2 separate regions of the Mus musculus genome follow, and region 1 is linked to region 2. The links are chromatin loops, found by intact Hi-C in ENCODE. Cell type or tissue: heart. All regions are shown on one strand. Links, peaks and the distances in the headings refer to the core of each region. The heading gives the core; the rest is flanking DNA.

Evidence for each region. Hi-C counts contacts between places; a loop is a spot of excess contacts. Peaks named below come from ENCODE experiments on the same cell type or tissue, not always from the same donor. Only the 100,000 strongest peaks of a DNase experiment are listed, where the experiment ranks them.
Region 1: a loop joins it to region 2, with 1.9 times the contacts of the local background. A loop is called at or near these places in 2 of 42 quality-filtered maps.

What each region holds. Positions count from the first base shown.
Region 1 is chr9:59,423,241-59,432,690 of GRCm38, forward strand. It overlaps Arih1 (ariadne RBR E3 ubiquitin protein ligase 1), which reads right to left. Exons shown (of 14, transcript NM_019927.2): 4 at 3,374-3,466; 5 at 2,883-2,938. Among named protein-coding and RNA genes, the nearest start is that of Gm20199, 54 kb to the right of the region's middle. In heart, for the core only: CTCF peaks have their summits at 1,837 (motif pointing left) and 5,610 (motif pointing left); no DNase peak of the experiment used is centred there.
Region 2 is chr9:59,477,879-59,487,328 of GRCm38, forward strand. Arih1 (ariadne RBR E3 ubiquitin protein ligase 1) reads right to left here and starts at 8,496. Exons shown (of 14, transcript NM_019927.2): 1 at 8,101-8,496. The coding sequence starts at 8,469. It overlaps Gm20199 (predicted gene, 20199), which reads right to left and starts at 3,863. Exons shown (of 1, transcript NR_045640.1): 1 at 1-3,863. In heart, for the core only: CTCF peaks have their summits at 4,748 (motif pointing left) and 8,000; a DNase peak (open chromatin) is centred at 7,993; H3K4me3 peaks cover 2,992 bases; H3K27ac peaks cover 1,746 bases.

The sequences.
Region 1 (9,450 bases), core at 1,027-9,026, 54 kb before region 2:
CCAAAAGAAAACAACAATAACAAAAATCAAAATTTAATTTACACCTACAAGAATTTTGTGTCAAACTTAAATATCTTTTATAATGATCTGCTTGCTTACCATGTAGGAATAGCATCTTTTTAATCCTTTATTTTTTGGGGGGTGGGGGTAAGTGTGAGGTGTGTGTGTGTGTGTGTGTGTGTGTGTGTGTGTGTGTATTCATGTGCACACTGCTGCACAAGAACATGCAGGTCAGAGGACAACCTCAGGTGTTATTCCTCCAGTAAAATTTTGTTTTTTGAGTCTTACAAGTGTCTGCAACCATGCTTGGCCTTTTTCCTCCTTTTTTCCTGATGTGGGTTATAGGGATCAACTAAGGTATTCATGCTTGCATAGCTGACGCTTTTAACAACAGAATTACTGGCCTAGTACTGGAATATCATCTACTTAATGATCTGGAAAAGCCAGTGATTTCAAGGAAACAAGGCACAATAGTTTTATGTCTCACAACTTTTCCAGCAACACATTATATAAAACAGGTGTGAAAATGAGTTTTGGTTGAACTCAGAGATAGAGTTTCCAACTGTGCTCTTAAATGTATACACGCTGGAAGACAACCCTTGCCATGTTGTCATTAAAATATCTGAGAAAACTGAAAAACCTGTTAAGCCTAACTGGCAGTGATATTCATATCACTCGTATCAATTCATTTAATTAAAAAAAAGTTCTAAAAAAAGATGTTTTAATATCTAAGACAACAATTCTGTATGAAATCTACTGGATATAACTCATACCTGTCTGAAAACCACATTTTTCCCCTATTTTCTACTCAAGACCAAACTCACATCCTAGTAAAGTTTTTGTAGAAGGAACACACAATGATCTGTTTTCACTCTTGTTCTCATTTATAACTGATAAAGTGACACCACCAGTGACCACTTGATAGCGTTCTCTATCTCCCACCCATTTTGAAGTCAGGTCTCATGTATCGCTGGCTAGCCTCAAACTCACTCACTATGTAGACAAGGATGACCAGTGCTGGGATTATAGATAGGAGAACCACACACACCTAGTCTCATGTAGGAACAGAGCCAAGGGCTTTGTGCCTAATGGAGTTTTGTCATCGATACTAGTCAAAGGTTGTAGTAATATGATGTGTATTGATGTAGTAGAGGATGCTTTAAGAGTGGGGAAATATTGGTTAATGAGATTTGTTTAGAAGGCTGGTCTAACAGAGCTAGTTCCAGGACAGCCAGAGCTACAGAAAGGAACCTTGTCTTGAGAAAGAGCAGGGGGAAAGGGGGGGGGGGGGGGGGGGGGGGGAAGGGAACAGAGGGAAGGGAAGGGGCGAGGAATAGAGGGGAGGAGAGGAGAAATAGAAAGGAGGCTAGGCAGAAAGGCTCAGCAGGTAAGAGCACGTTACAACAAACCTAACAACCCCAGTTGGATCCCTGGGACCCACATGTGGTATGGTACTTGGGAAAGATGGCTCTGTGGTTAAGAGCAATGACTGCTATTCCAGAGGTCCCGGGTTCAATTCCCAGCAGCCACATGGTGGCTCACAACCATCTGTAATGGGATCTGATGTCCTCTTCTGCTCTGTCTAAAGACAGTGGCAGTATACTCATATAAATAAAATAAATAAATCTTTATGAAATAATAAAAGTTAAAAAAAATTCCCCCAAGTAGAATATTTGAGCTTTAGTAGCTGTGCTGGTCAGGTTAACTTAATTAGGTTAAATTTACTTATTAAAAACACTGCTGGGGCTGGTGAAATGGCTCAGCGGTTAAGAGCACTGACTGCTCTTCCAAAGGTCCTGAGTTCAAATCCCAGCAACCACATGGTGGCTCACAGCTATCCGTAATGAGATCTGACGCCCTCTTCTGGTGCATCTGAAGACAGCTACAGTGTACTAATGAATAATAATAAATAAATCTTAAAAAAAAAAAAACTGCTGTCATTTTCCTTTATTACTTTTTATTCACAGAAAAAACTTTCTGTATAGGCAATAAAACCACTTATACAATTTGTATATGGATATTCAAGACCTCAATGTGCTTGGCATCCTGAAATTAAGTCAACTGACAAACCTGGGCCACAAAAACAGCACTGGCCCAGGAAACCAGCAGCGGGTTTATACCAGGAATTCACTATGCTTCTTTCCCATGTTTCCTTCTTCCATCCAAAGAGGAACATCTGTACTGAAGAACTAGTTTACAGCCTCCATGTAGTACACCTTTCAAACTATTAGCAGCATTTCAGCAGAGAACACTCTATCCCTGAGCACTGCAGTGAGGGGCTAATGATATATCAATAAAACTCTGGCGCAGCCTTCTGCTTATTGAGGCAAGTGCTGGAGTTCCTCAAAGACTGCCAGACTCAGCTGCATCATACGCTGAGTTTCTTCTTTTGGAAAATACAGGTATTATGTACCTGTACTGAGTCTGTCTGTTCCTGGTCTCCCTCTTTATTCTAGCACTGACATTTTCATAATGACTCACATTCTTTCCATTCTATTCCACTTTTGTTTTTGATTTTTTTGTTTTGTTTTTTTGGTGGACACAGGAAACCAAAACCAGAACCTCACATAGGCTAGGCAACTCACAGAGCAACACTCCCAAACTCTTCCCTGATTCTGTCTTAGACTGTTACCCAGAGAACATAATTTAACACATTCATTATCCCATTATACAATTTCAATATTTACCAAAATTTGGCTATCACATATTGCCAAATAAACCATAAGAATGACTACCTAAGTGACTTTTTGTATAATAAACAAATGAGTGGGGAATAAAAGCCTCTTGAATTTTAATAATTTACTTTCTCAGAGGTACTAAGTCAAAATTAATTTAGTTTAACCAACAATACTCAATATACAGAATCTATCAGAAATACTTACATAACTGTGTTGTCATCCACTAAGATATCACAACCATGCGCAGGACACGAAATAGTCTGAAAAAGACGAAAATTTAAACTATGCCTTCATTCAGCACTATTTATAGGATGCTTATCATTGCCTGGCACTCTCCTAGATTCTGATGACACTTTGTTTGCAGGCTCTCAATCCTTTCCCGTTATATTTCAGGAAGTATGTCTTTAACTATCCTTCTAAGCAATCGCTTTTGCAACACAGAACGAGATAGTTAAAAGCAAAATACCAGACAAAGCTCTCTATCAAGATTAGCCTGATAGAAATTATCAGAGTTGATGCCTGCTAGGAAAACATTACCTAGATTAGGCTGTTAACTGGAATATCACAATCTAAATCTTTTTTTCCCCTAAGACTTTTAATCTAGAAAAATGTTTACTCCTGAAACTTTTATCTGGTTATATTTATGTAAGGGTCTAGACATTACAAGTAAATGTTATAAGTGAAAATCAAGTTACCTGCCCCATGCCTTCCTCCATTATTTTTGTAGTTAAATATTCACTCCAGCACTGCATACAAAACTTATGTCCACATTCAAGGCCAGTAAAATACTGTAACAAAAATAAAAAACAAACTTTAACAAAGACATTATTTTTAAAAGTAAGAGAAAAAAAGTGAAAGTACCTAATACCTAAAATGCCCATTTTACGATAACCAAAAAGCTCCTAAAACTAACTTCTTTGAAGACAGACTACCCAATTATCAGGAATGCATCTGTGGTTAATCTTTACAAATTTTACACAGGTAAATAATAACAAGTATAAATTAAATAGACAAATGTATGAAAAACATACTACTGAAAACAAAAAAAAAAAGCGTTCAATTTTGTTAGCTACTATGGAGATGTAAATCAAACCACAATGAGATGCCATGTCACACTCACTAGGAGAGCTGTAATTAAAGAGACAGATATTACCAAGTATGGAGATGGACAAACTGGAAGCCTGTTCCAATATACTGTTTTGTGAAAATCTATCATAACTCTGGATAACAACCAGGCAACAACTACCTCAAAATACTAAGTGCAGTTGTCATGTAACTTCTGCCTTGGTTACTTTTCTAATGCTGTGACAAAGCACCATGGCAAGGCAAGGTATAAAAGAATGTTTAATTTGGAGCTCGTATTTCGGGGGTTACAGGCCATAACCATCGTAGCAGAAAGTACAACAGAATGAAGGTTTATATCTGATCCACAAGCACAAGTCAGAGACAACTAATTGAAAAACCTGTGGGTTTTGAAACCTCAAAGACAAACCCAGGACACACTTCTTCCAACAATCTCCCAATCCTTCCTAAACAGTTCCACCAACCTGGGGCCAAGCATTCAAATATACAAACCCATGAGAAACACTATGGAGCAAGTGATGCTAGCAGACAGAAGAACTGATAGAGTTGAAGCAGGTACAAAACCCCTGGAGAACCAGTTCCCTGCCAAGCTCTACCTGTCCTTGAACGAGTAGCCATAACAGCCCACCTAGAGGGACCATAACAAATAGTCACATAGCAAACAAAAACAAAAACAAAAAACCCCCAGAGTTCTCCATGCTATTGAGGTATCTAGATAGATCCCAGGTATTTAGCCAATAAGATTCCCTTCCTGGCCATTCCTTCCTGCACCAAGAGTAAGTCATATATGCATTTATATCGACCTCATGAAATAAAACAGTTTAGACAAACAAGGACTGTCTCCTTCATCAAGGAGGTGGGAGGGGATCGGTTGTAAAGAGCCTCACCTAAATCTCCATGAGATGGCTTTTAGTTTTTCAGCTCCTCTGTATTCTTGGCACTCACTTGGAACCAAACCAAACCTGATTCCAAACCTAGACTCACCCATCACCTTCCTGTTTGGACCATAGTGGTATGCGCTAAGCAGCTGCCCCATTCTCAAATCCCAGTGGTCACCAGTGTCTGAGTGACTGAGAACCACATTATCTGTCCCAGATCTAGTTGTTTCTTGCCTGGAAAAACACAGGCTGTGACCCCTACCTATCACTGACTGTGTTCTGCCTACCCTGAACAGTCTACAGCAAGGCAGAAGATAAGTGACCCATCAAACAACTCTTGTTCAAAACATACCATATGACCTGACCACTATACTCCCACAGTATATTAATGAATAGAAATAAAAATACGCATATCTCTATAATAAACTTCATACACAGTATTTATAGTTACACCAGACATAATAGCCAAAATACAAAAACAACTTAAGACATTCACCAACAGATACATGTGAAACAGCTATATAATAGAATATTTAGATACAAAAAGGAATAAAGTTCTGATAGATGCTACAACATAAATAAACCCTGCTAAAACATGTTAAATGAAAATAGCCAACAACAAAAGGCTTCACCCAATTTAGATGAGAGGTACAGACAAGTCTTTAGAAAAGAAACAATGTTTATCTAGGGCTGTAGATTTATAGGGAAAGGAGAAATTAATATCAAAAGGTATGGATTTGTTGGTTTTTCTGGGGGCGGAAGGGATTATTAAAAATACTTAAAATTTTAAAATAATTATGATCATGGAACAATATGGAAAATTGCAAAAGCCACATTAAATAGTATGCTCGGGGGCTGGTAAGATGGCTCAGCAGATAGGAACACTGACTGCTTTCCAAAAGTCCTGAGTTCAAATCCCAGCAAACCACATGGTGGCTCACTACTACCTGTAGTGAGATCTGGTGCCCTCTTCTGGTGTGTCTGAAGACAGCTACAGTATACTTATTTATAATATTAAAATACATTTTGGGGCTGGAGGGAGCAGGGACTGAGCGAGAGGGGTTGACTGGAGCAAGCAGAAGTCCTAAATTCAACCCCCAACAACCACATGAAGGCTTATAACCATCTGTACAGCTACAGTGTACTCATATTCATAAAATAAGTAAATCCTTTAAAAATATGCTAGGACAATTAAAAAGCACTAAACTCAACAAACCTGTATTTTTAAATGTTTTTCAAATATATACAGGACTTCATGGAATTATGTGGTATTAATCTAAAATTTTGTATAGGCAGGGTCACACAGTGAAACTCTTGTCTTGGGAAAACCAACAAATCTGTAGTAAATCAAGATATTTATTGAAAAAGCAAGTGTAGTATCTTTAATCTGTATATAATCTGCAGAGGTAAATGCAGGAGAATGAACGATTCAGGACCAGTCTTGAATAGATGGGATATAACTCAGTGTTCAAGAACTTGCCAGCAGCTATCACTTGAAGATTAATTATCATAACTATAAAATAAATAGTTAAGAGCAACAGAAAGCCAGGCATAGTAATATGTGCCAGTAATTCCAGCAGTATGAGGTAAAAAGCAAGAGAATCACAGAGATTAGGGACAGCCTGAGACAAACAGGTTAAGACATGGCCACAGAACAAAGAAAGACTGTATTCTAATCTTTGCCTACAATGTTTAGAAAGATTAATAACATAAAGATAGTTGAACAAAATATAGTATATTTAGAAGACGTAAGACTCAAATAAATGGTTAACTTGTTTTGCTTTTACCTAACAATATGACTCATAGGCAATTTTTATCGAATTTGTTTGATGTTCTAAGGATTCCCTAGCACTGCCAAGTAAATACATAAAACAAAACCGACCTTACAATATTTATGATTAATATTACGGAAGTAATATAAATTTATGATATTTTAAACAATACATTAAAAATACACTAAAAAAATCCTTTGAGGACTCTATTTTAAAAACTGAATCAAGTAATTCAATTACAATGCTAGATTGGTAACATGTGTTAACATGGGTGTGAGAGCATTCAAGCATGTTAACATGTTTACAGTGGTATGTGCTGCACTTCAAGTTGTTTGGGAGATGGAAGCAAAAACCTACTTCAACAAAAAAGGGGCTTGAACTATAGAACCTTACCAGGTGCTTGCACCAAGCACCAGAAGTGGTGTGGAAACTGTGAGTAGTTACTGCCCTTCAGCCTGAGTAACACTGAGACAGACAGTTATCACTTGAAAAATTCCTTTGCAGTATACATTTATATAGAAAAAAAAAATCTTGCTTGTGTCCCTCTTCTGTTTCATTTACATAGAAGCAACTGCTCTTCTCATTTTTGATATGAACACGCAGAGATAACCTAATGTACACACACAGGATGAGAGTCTTATGTTACTTTATTGTTTGGGTTTTTAATTTCTTCAGTGGCTCCATAATGGTACGCCGGTTTATCTTTTTTTCTGTTCGTGTGTCTATTATTTAATTTTGTGTATATGTGAAGGAATGGAGAGTAAACCCATGTAACCTGCAGGTGGCCAAGGAAACCAGTGTCATTCAATCTCCCTATAACTTGAGTTACGACTGCCCAATGTGGTGCTGAGAACTGAACTTGGGTTCACTTCAGGAAGAACAGAACAAGTGCTCTGGTCCTGTGGGGCTTATCACTTGAAAACTTCAATTTCTTCAACAGTTCACTATTTTTTTTTCTTTTTTTCTTTCTTTCTTTCTTTCTTTTTTTTTTTTTTTTGGTTTGTTTTTTTGTTTGTTTGTTTTTTCAAAACAGGGATTCTCTGTGTAGCCCTGGCTATCCTGGAACTCACTTTGTAGACCAGGCTGGCCTCAAATTCAGAAATCCTCCTGCCTCTGCCTCCCAAGTGCTGGGATTAAAGGCGTGCGCCACCACGCCCGGCAACAGTTCACTATTAATGAACTGTTCCTACCACTGTCACATTGACTAATATACACTTTGTAAACATGTGAAATCTTAGGGAAGAAATAAATACAAGATGACAGGTATATACAAACTGAAAGTTATTATCAGGTCCTCTTGTAACAAGTGGCAGCAATGCCTACTGGGCAAGAGAATACAGTTTCTCACACCCACTTTATTACTTACAGCTTTTTTTAAAATCAACCTAACATTTGAAAAACAAAGTAAATTATTTAGGTTTTAAAATATGTTTTTTAAACTCTCTGATTTTTTTGTTTGTTTTTCTAAATAGGTTTCTCTGGAGACCAGGCTGGCTTCAAAGTCTCATAGATTTGCCAGCCTCTAATTCCAGGTGTGCTCCACCATGCTTGGCTGTTCTTTGAAATTTTATCATGTAATTTAAAACAATCCTATTCACCCTCATTCTTCCTCTTAAGTCCTTTTTTTTTTGGGGGGGGGGGAGATTTAACAGCATTTCTCTGTATAGCCCTGGCTGTCCTGGAACTCAGAAACCCACCTGCCTCTGCCTCCCGAATGCTGGGATTAAGGGTGTGCGCCACCACGCCCACTCTTAATTCCTCCAAGATACACACTCACAATTATTTGATTAATTTTTAACTCATTTTTAAAAATAGTGAAGTTTCAACTTTGTGCACGTGCAGGGTGGAGGAGTAGGGGTGTCGTGGAGAGATTCCAATTCAGTCTGTTTCTTTTCTCAGGCATTTTCTTCACATAATTTGCTCAGTTTTCAACTGGGTTATCCCATGAAAACTCACCCCACTCCCAATTTTAAAGGCCTTTTTTCTAATTTAGGTAACTGGCCTTTAAAATTGTACAAATTTACTTAGTTTTAATTCTGAGTGTTCACATTGTGTTGCCATGCAGAACACTTTTCTTATACATAGTAAAAGTCCTTAGTCTTTATGGCTTCTAAATCAAGCAAGTTTCAGTCTGTTTCCACCTCCATATTGTTTCCACACCACATCCTGTGTAACCTACCTTCTCTGTAACGCCTCCTCTGTAACACATTAGCTTCTCCTACAGCTCTCTTCTGCTGCTGTCTCTTCTTGCACCTGCCAGTTTAATGCTCACTCTGCCCTCACAAAAGCTAGTATTTTTCCAACTACTATTCTGTCTTCTTAAAATATTCAAGTCATCTTTGTATCGCCCCTAATATTTAACATTTCTTTCACATTTCCTATTTAATTTAATTTATTCCTAGCTCTTCTACCTCTCTTCTAAATGGTACTTTTAAAAGTTTTTACTACATTTTCTAATTAGCTATTATATGAAATATATTTATAAAATTGATGTTCATGGTATTATATGCAAAGAATTAGAGGATCAACAATTCTACATTCAGCATATCGACTATTATGTTTTCAGTACAGAGAAGTGGCCGTGTAAAGAAGCATAGCACAATCCTGAAGGCAGAGTAACAAACACATGGGATGTCAACTTTGAAGCTATAATAATCTCATTTCTCTCCATCACTGAAAGGGATATGGCACTAATTTGCAACAAGATCACAAGAACCTTTTTGTGTCATTCTTTTATTTAATCAAGACTCATTAAGATTAATTAATTAAGATTGATGGTCACAGTGATTAATAAATTACTACTGTGTTCACTGTACTTTCTAGTCTGGGGTCTATTATCAGAGAATGTTTTACAAGATGATAGATTTAACTAGCAAGGAATGATGCATGCCTACAGATTCAGAACTTGGAAAGCTAGTTAGTTAAGAGAAAACGATCCTGAGAATAGTAAGTTTCAGAGCAGTTTGAGAATATGGCAAAACCCCGCATCTAAATGACTAAAAATAAATGACTACACCGGTCTAAAGAGAGTGCAAAACC
Region 2 (9,450 bases), core at 749-8,748:
AACAAGCATGGCTAAAGATGTACCTCAGGGGAAAATGTCAGCCTATCAAGTGCAAGGCCCTGGCACTACATGCACACACAAGATACTCAAAAAAATGATTGTTGTTTTCTGGGTTCCACTGTGAGAATGGTGTGGAGGGCTTTTGTTTTTGTCTTGTTTCTTCCCTTAGAGGAGCATTGTGGCACACATCTATAATTCCAGCAGTCACAAGGCAGAGATGGGCAGATCATTTCGAGTTTGAGGCCAATCTGGCCTACATAGTGTTTCAGGACAACAGCCAACACTTCATAAAGAGACCCTATCTCAAAAAAATTTTTTTTTGTTCCTCGTCCTCAAAAGTCAAAAAAACTCCATTAATAAGCCCAGTCAGTATTTCCTTTGCATTTATTCCTGAGATAACATCAGATCTTTTGACTATGGGCATGTTTATTAGTTTTGGAAGTTCTACCATCCTCCTTTACTTATGTTCTTCTGAGGCTCTAGCCACACATATATTAGCACTTTCTGTTAGTTCTTCTGGGTTTATTGGCCTGCTATCGGCCTTTTCTCCATGCTTCAGTTTGAATAATTTCTATTGACCTCTTTTGTCTAATGTGCTATTAAATGCATCTTAATTAGTGCTTAATTTTAGATACTGTATCTTTCAATTTAAGTTCCAGGGGATGCAAAGCCCTCTCTGATATTCCTGGACATGTGTTACACAGACATACACACAGGCAAAACAAACATAATAGTTTTAAAATATCAGGCTTTAAAATTATTTTTTATAAGTTTGAAATATAGTTTAGTGACAGAATTTGTCTTGAATGTTCCCACCTCCTGCCCCAGAAGAAAAGGAGGAAAAATAAAACTAGTTAGAAAAAGTTTTATGGACTCTTATATTAAACCAAGAATTCTTCTGAGTAGTACTACTGCAATAATTAAAATGAAAGAAAGCCCCTATTATCTCCTGGTCATGTCATTTCACTATAAAGCCAGAACACCAAAAGTCAGTACATTACGTTATTAACCTTTTTAAGAATTCTATCTCATTCCTAACAATCTCTGGAAATACTGGTTCATAACATTATGCATCTTCCAAATGGTAATGTATTTTTATTATATAGTTTTCCAATACAAGAAAGCTATTTCACAAAGGCAAATAAAGATTCTCAAAATTGTAAATCAAATAAAACTCAAATTCAGCAACGTTTTAGCTCTTTTCCTTGAAACAGCTAATACATTCTGTTTAAAGAAAAATATGTGTGATAAATATTTAAATGACATAGTTTTTAATACATCTTCCAAGTAAAAATGCTACCCCTTCAGCATTTAGCTAATAAGTCAAAAGTTGAGCACAATTTTTTTTATTTAAAATAATCATCCTACTTTAGTTTGTAGAAGAATTTTATGCATACCTCTCATTTTATCCCACAAGCTGAGAAGATGTGCATTTACAACATAAAACTAGCAAGCCAAGTATGGTGGCATACACACTTGTGACCCCAGCACTTAACAGGCTACATGCAGGGGAGGGAAACTAGTTCTAAGGCATCCTGATCTACATAATGAGTTCCAGACCAACTTGGACTATGCAATTGCAAGACCCTGTCTCAAAAAACAGAAGGAACTGGTATTGAACTTAGACTCATTAATAAGTGAAAGTGTGTGTGGTGGGGAAGAACATAATGAATTACCAATTTATTAGAGTAACTCTTGCTAGGTACCTTAAGTTTTATCTACTCACTGCTTCTACACCATGAATAAATGTCAAAACATTTATAAAGAGAAATAACACCTTGTCAAACAGCTTCTTTGTGGACAATTCTTTGAAAATCAACACTGGAATAAATCAACTGGTAATACCATTATGTCAGTTCATAAAAAGAGCCAAGAAATGACACACAAGTATAAATGTTACATCTAAAAAGGCCTTTAGGCTAGACATGGTGATGCACACCTTTAAACTTTGCTCTTAGTGGGCAGAGACAGACAGATCTCTATGAATTCAAGGCCAGTCTAGTCTGCACAGGAAGTTTCAGGCCAGCCAGGGAAATATAGTAAGATCTAGTAGCAAAAAAGAAAGATTAAATTAAGGGGCTTTTAAAGGTTTGTACTCTTAACCAGTAGTGGTAACACATCCCCCCTTTAATCCCAGCAGAGGGAGGCGGATCTCTGAGTTTGAGGCTAGCCTGGTCTACAGAGCAAGTTTCAGGCCAGTCAAGCTACATAGTGAGACCTAGTCTCAAAACAAAACACCCCAAAGATTAAATAAGGAGGCTTTTAAAAGCTTGTCCTCTTAGCCAGGAATGGTACCATACCCTTTTAATCCCAGCAGAATCAGGTGGGTCTGAGTTTGAGGTCAGCCCAGTCTCCAAACAAGTTCGAGGACAGCCAGAACCACACACAGCAAAAACCTGTCTCAAAACCTATCCAAAAAATTAAAAGCTTCTCTCTTAGAATTTAAACATTGTAGTCTTAAACTATTCACATTTGCAGCATTTAGAAACCATAAATTAATTTACTAGTACTTGAAAAAAATCTTATTTGGCTTCCTTTGGTTTACAGATTATCTGGTAAATAAGGAAACATTTCAAAATGTTTCCCTAGTATTTTTCTGTCAGACTATGTAAGTATGCTGTATGTTGTGCACACAAAGACCAAGGAGTTTCAGCTTTCACCATCAAAGCCCTCATATTTAGTCAAGTAGAAAGACTTAGATATAGAGATGGCTATAACAAGCTCTTGTGGGCTACACAAAATATCCATATAAAGCACTAAGCAAACAAGGAAGCACTGAAAAGGTAAATAAAGAGACCCCAGAGAAAGATAAAGAAATCCTTAAGCAGTTTAAGAGAAAAGTTATTACAAGAAGTAATAGCATGAATAGAAACAAGAAACTTTCTAAGTGTATTATAATTATAAGCACTGCAGCAGTCAGGGCTGTGGGAGATTAGGACAGAACAGTTGAGATGGAAAAACATTAGATACTAAAATGGAAACTATGACTGCCATAAGGAATATGAACTATACTTTCAACAACAACAAAATCTCTTTTAGGCAAAAGAATAACTTTTACATGTGTTTGATAGCAGTATGACAGTTGAACTGAATATCTAGAGTCAAGAGCCAAAATAAAATTAGAGGCCCACAATTAGGATTAGTTATTCAGAGAAACTGGAAAAAAAGGTCTGGAAATCAGTCTGACCTGGGCTAACTGGATGGTGGAAAATGTGGAAAATGAAGGAAGGATGACTCTTAATAGTTAAGATTAGGTAAGTTAGTCAAAGTAGAGCTGCCCCTATCTCCCACAAAAGAAAGAAAAAAGTATCTGCCCCAATGTCTCCGTGCTAAGAGAAACACCCATGGTAGTGACTTCTAGTTGTAAAGTCTTGCTAAGAATCAGGAGATACTTGCCTCTATAGTTAGCTTTTTTAAAAATTAGAAAATCATACTGTCAAGCTATTTAGAATCAGTACACTAAGCATTTCTTAAAATTAGAAAATTATGCCAGCTGGCGCATGCCTTTAATCCCAACACTTTGGAGGCAGAGGCAGGCGATTTCTGAGCTCGAGGCCAGCCTGGTCTACAGAGTAAGTTCCAAGACATCCAGGGCTACACAGAGAAACCCTGTCAAAAAAAAAAAAAAAAAAAAAGAAAGAAAGAAAAAAATTATACCTAAAAGATATACTGTCAAGTAATTGGAACTGACAATATCTGAATTGGAAGTATGATTTTTTTTTAATTAAGCCTGAGGAAAGTGTCAGTAATTATAGCTATTTTTAGCTAAATAAAACGTCTCAATATTAAGGAAATATTACTAATATTTCAGTTTTGTGTATATTTGCCAAAGCATATGTGTATCAAGTCACTTCTGAAACTCCCTTTAAAACGGATAACAAGAGGAAAGAAAAACAGCTACTGAACAATGTGTGCACTTTGAAACATGACATGGGAAAACTCCTCTAACAATATATGGCACTCCTTATTTAAACTCTAAATCTTAGCCTGAAAACCAGACTTAAGTTTTCAAAGTAAAGCTCTGAAAAGTTGACTTGCCAGAAAAGCTCAGGAACAACTTTCAAGCTTTGTTCTAAACTTCCATATTATCCAGCAATTTACCTGGTCATCTACTGCTACACACTGTAAGACATTTATCCTGAATTAAAGTTGAAAAAAAGAACATTTTTGGAAAAAAATTCAATTATATGATTGCAAAAGTCTACCTGACTGCTCAAAAGAGCAGGCTGTTAGCTGGGCATCAAAGGCAAGTGGATCGCTTGAGTTCAAGGCTAGCCTGGTCTACATAGACTCCCAGAATAGCCAGGAATAATACATAGAAAGACCCTGTCTCAAAAGAAACAAAAAGAAAAGGAAAAAAAAGAAGAAAAAAAAAACTTTTAGACTTTGAACTAAAAACAATCAAGACTGCTACCATCATCAAGGGTTCCGTAGGATCCAGCCAGCTTAAATTAGAAGCATGATCACTTCCTGATCCAAAAAGTAGCATTCATCAAATGCAGCCTAAACATATTCTTGTTCTACTTATTACATCACCTTATAGGAAAATTAAGCTGTTTATAGATATTAATGTAGTTAACATGTAAAAGGAAAATAACAACAACAAAAAGAGTGGCTGGAGAATGGTTTAGCAGATAACACCAGATCCTCTTGCAGTACAAGAGTTCACTTCCCACCATCCATCTACTAAGGGCAGCTCACAACCATGGGTCACACTACAGCTCTGGGGATCCAGCGCCCTCTTCTGGCCTCTGCAGGCACCCACATACCCACACATAGACACAATTTAAATAAAGACCTTTTTAATTTTTTTAAAAAAAATACAAATAAACAAAAAAAGTAGTAGCTAGCTAAAACAGAGAGTGCACCCTGTTGTAGTTAGCACTTGATGTGTATGACACATTTGTAGTCCTGGAACCCAAGAAGCTGAGGCAAGACCATCACTGGAGCCCAAGAGAAACGAAAAGAAAAGGAAAAGGCCTTGGCAATACAGGGAAATTTGATCTCAAAACACAAATGAAATAAATTAAAAAGCATGAAAAGAGGGGAAAGTATAAATACATGCTATGTCATAAACAGAATGATGATATAGCATGAGTTCCAGGATGCCCTGAGCTGTGCAGTGAGACTCCTGTCTCAAAAATACATATAATGAATATATTAAGTCCTGGGTATAGCTCAGGGATAGAATACTTGCCTAGCATATGCCAGGCCCTGAGTCACACTACAGGAGAATTCAAAGTCAGAACTATATATAAAAGGGTTTTGTTGTTGTTGTTTTCTGTTTTGATTTTGTTTTTGTTTTGTTTTTTTGAGATAGGGCCTCACTATGTAGCTAGCTCTGGCTGTCCTCTAAAGCAATATATTATAGATCAGGTTGGCCTCAACTACAGAGATTAACCTGACTCTCCCTCCAGAATGTTGGTATTAAAGGCCTGCAACAATATGCCTCCCTCCTCAAAGCAAAAATTTTAAATGACTATATGATAACAATTAGGCAACTAGTTTAACTTGAAAACACTTAACACCATCTCAATCCCTTGAAAATGAGCCTTTCACTTTAATTCTACAAGTGGACTTACACGAAGAAATAAGAAAATATTCTATGTCTGACCTCTGATATGTATACTTTTAAGTTAAAAACTATAAAAAGCCAGTAAATAGATTGGCTATACAAATTAATGTGCAATCACTAAGTTCTTTAAAAGAGTAGTTATTTATTAGAGAAAGTTCTTCAGAAATTCTTTCTGGTTTTTCTCCCCACTGAAAACAAATTACACAAAACCATTCTGGTTTTTGTTTGTTTTTTTTAAATATGTATGGCTATGTAGGTTCCAGTAAACTAGCTACAGCTCAAATTTTGATGTCTCTTGGTAACTTACTTAGTAAAGTTTCTCTTTACTTGTGAGATTTTTTTTTTCTTACAATGTGCCTGTACATCCAAGCAATGCTTTGAATTTAAATAACCTAAAACAGAATCAAGCCTAGTTTAGATGTATAAGAATACTAGCTCAAGGAATGATGGTCTGGGATATATCCTACCTTTGCCTTGACTGGTATTTCTAATTATAAACTTTCAACAAGGGATACATGCTCGGGTGTTCATGAATGCTACTTAAGAACAGTATTACTCATAAATGCTAAAGTAATAAATCAAGAAAATATGGAAAAGTACGACACTACCCCCCTACCCCCACCAAAATCCCCAGTTTTTATAGGTCTTAGTAGTTCATCAGCATTCATTCTTATCTAAAACAAGAAAGGATAATGTCATGCATAACAGCTACCTGACTGGTAACTGAGATAAATCTAAGAACTGACAAAACTGGATGAGATTTAACTAAAGTAAAATACACACTTTTAAGTCAAAAAGTTATTTTTGAGAATATCTTTGATTTATTTCAAAACATAATTTTAATGCCAGTAAGCTAGGTAAGTTTGATGATTTAATATAATTGCATGTAAATAAAAGCAATTCAAGTTTTAACCAAATTCCTTGCTAATGCAATTTTTTTGTTTCTTTAAAAAAAAAAATGAAAGAAAGAAATCTCAATTAATTATATAAAAACTAGAGCAGTGAAACTTAACTGACTTCTACAATCCTCCCATTTATTTTTTTATTGAAAAATGCACCATCATCTACAATGAAAATTGAGTTTCCACTACCAACAACACTAGATGAGATTTTTCCATTACACCAAACACATTCTTTAATGCCTACAAGGTTTAATCTGCAAAACGGTGCCTTCTGAATCAAACCATAAACATGTTAATAATGGAAAGTCAGCAAGTAGGCAGTAACACTGATAATCTGTCCATTCTAAAGTTAAGAAGCAATGTGCTTAAAAAAAAGAGTAACTTCTTGTTCATATGTAGTTTCCTTCCATGTAGCTACTATTTTCTAAAAGTTAAAATGAATCAAGATTTCACTCTGATTTTTCATTTTTCCAACATTTTTCGAGGCTGACCCTAGAGCCTCGAACTTTTTGCTCTACCACTGAGCTGTTATTATCTCCAGCCCTCTTTTTACTCTATCTTGAGAGAATCTCACCAAGTTGCCCGGGACAGCTTTGAGCTCACTCTGTAGTCCAGGTAGGCCTTGAACTTGCCACCATCCATCTGCCTCGACCTTCTAAGTAACTGAAATTTCAGACTTTCACCACCGGGTCCTATGTTATCTTTACTTTCCAATCATATCCCATTTGTAACAACTTTTCCCCCAAACAAATGTAAATTTATTTCCTAAAGCTCAAAAATACAAAATCGGGATGTATATAGCGTTAAATAGGATGCAGTTTCTGGTCTGAAGCAAGTTTAACTTCTATGCACGAAACAGAAACCTTCAGAGAATAGAGTCCAGAAGCCGGAATGCCTCTACTTTCTAATTCACAATAGAGTTTTGTCCAATTAGACAACACTGTGTTTTATTGTTGCCGAAGCTGCAAGGGTGGGTAGGGGATCTGCAATAACTATTCCAACAGCTTCCATCAAGTTACTTGCTACCAATGGAAGAAGTAGCAGTTAGGTCCCAAAGAAAACATACTCCTCCCACTCCCCCAAAAATGTAGGCATAAGCCTCACCATCAGAAAATAAGGTCCATCAGCACCTCTTCCGAGAAATAGTTCCCTTCCCCCACCTTTAAGTAGCCACTTAGGACTGCCAAGGAGATCCATTTCTTTATTAGCCGGTGCCCACTTGGAGCAATCATACACTAAAGCTGCTCTGAAGGGCCTGCCCTAATCCCATCTGAAACTGCTCAAAAGACTCAAGGGCTAGGGATAAACCTTGAGAAAAGGGCCGGGTTCTTTCTGACACCTCTTTCACACTCACCACCTCACCCGCCTCTAGCCCGCCCCGGTATCCCATCCTCCGGCCGTAGTCATGCAGGAACTGCCGGCCATAGCCGCTCAGGCAGCCCCAGGCCTCCGCCATGCCAGGACTCCGGGAAGCACCGCCCAAGCGCACCTCCCGACCGGCCGGCAGGGCACACAGGCCCGTGACGAGCCAGGCCCTGGCCTGCTCTTCGGCGCCGCACAGGCCGCCTTGGGTCCGCTCCCTAAGCCGGCTCCGGGGCCAGATGGCGTGGCGGGGCCCCTCACCTGGATGACCTCGTTGACCTCCCGGATACATTCCACCATGTGCTGCAGGATCTGTTCGGCCGTGAGCACCTCGTAGCGGTAATCCTCCTCCTGCTCGTGTCCCGGGCCGCCGCCGCCACCGCCACCGCCGCCGCCGCCTCCCGGACCCAGAGCGCTGCCGCCGCCACCGCCAGTCTCCCCGCACAGCAGTCCGTCTCGCTCCCCGCCGACGCCCAGCCCGGGCTCCACCAGCTCCACCTCGCCCAGATCCAGGTTATCATCGTCCGGCTCGTCCTCGTCGTCGTCCTCCTCCTCCTCGGCGCCGCTGTCCTCCTCGCTGCACTCCTCGTCCTCGTCGAACTCGTAGTTGTAGCCCTCGTCCGAGTCCATGGCGCGACGCGCGCGGGCCCGGCAGACGCTGGCCGCGGCGCGGAGAGGGCGGGGACGCCGAGGCCCCGGCTCTCGCTCCGGCTCCGGCTGCCGTCCGGACGCAGGCCTGGTTCCGGCCCCGTGGGCCGCGGCTGCTCCCCGCGTGCGGCGGTTGGAGGCGGGCGGTGGCGGCGGCGGGGAGGGCGCGGAGCAGGGCGGGAGGGAGCGCGGGGGCCGCTTGCTGCCGGCCTCAGTCAGACGCCGCTCCGCTCCGGGCTCGGACGGAAAACAGTCCCCTGCGCCACCTCCGCGGCCGCTGCTACCGCTACTGAGCCAACAAAGGGGCGTGCGTCACCGCGCCGCGCTACGTCATCGCGTCGGTCCGCTGCACGTCACCGCGCCACGCCCCTTGGCCCCTGCGTAGTATTTGGGGAGACCCCACGGCCGAGCCTGAGCAGGACGGGAGCGCGGCGGCGCGGCGGTGGCCCGGAGACACTGGGAAGCTGTGGCTCCTTGACGTGAGGAGGCTGGGGCCTTCCGGTCGTGGGGAGGAGTCTGGGGAGCGCCCAAGCGGAGGTTTTCTCCGAGGACCTTTCTCGCTTCCGGGCCTCACAGGCACATCTGACACGCCCTGGCTAGTTCCGGGAAGCCGGTAGCTGTGCTGCTAAAATTCCGGTTGCCCGAGTTACTGCCTGGAAGGTAGTAGTACGCGGAACCTCCAAGTTGGGTGACAGGTAGTTGGAGTGTTGCTGTCCACTCGTGGCTCTACAGCGGTTCTTGGGTCCCCCTGATGTGACGTCATAGTAAAGACTCAGTTCCTGAACTCATCTTGACAAGCACTTCTTGAGGGTCCGGAACAATGTGACAGTCCTGTTCCTCAATTAAGGCCATCAATTCCTCAATCACTAAGGGCCTTCCATAGATTAGTGCTCATTACCACAGAGTCCTAGTACCCAGATTATAGCGGAGGCACCCGAGACTCTAAAAATAAAAGTGTATATA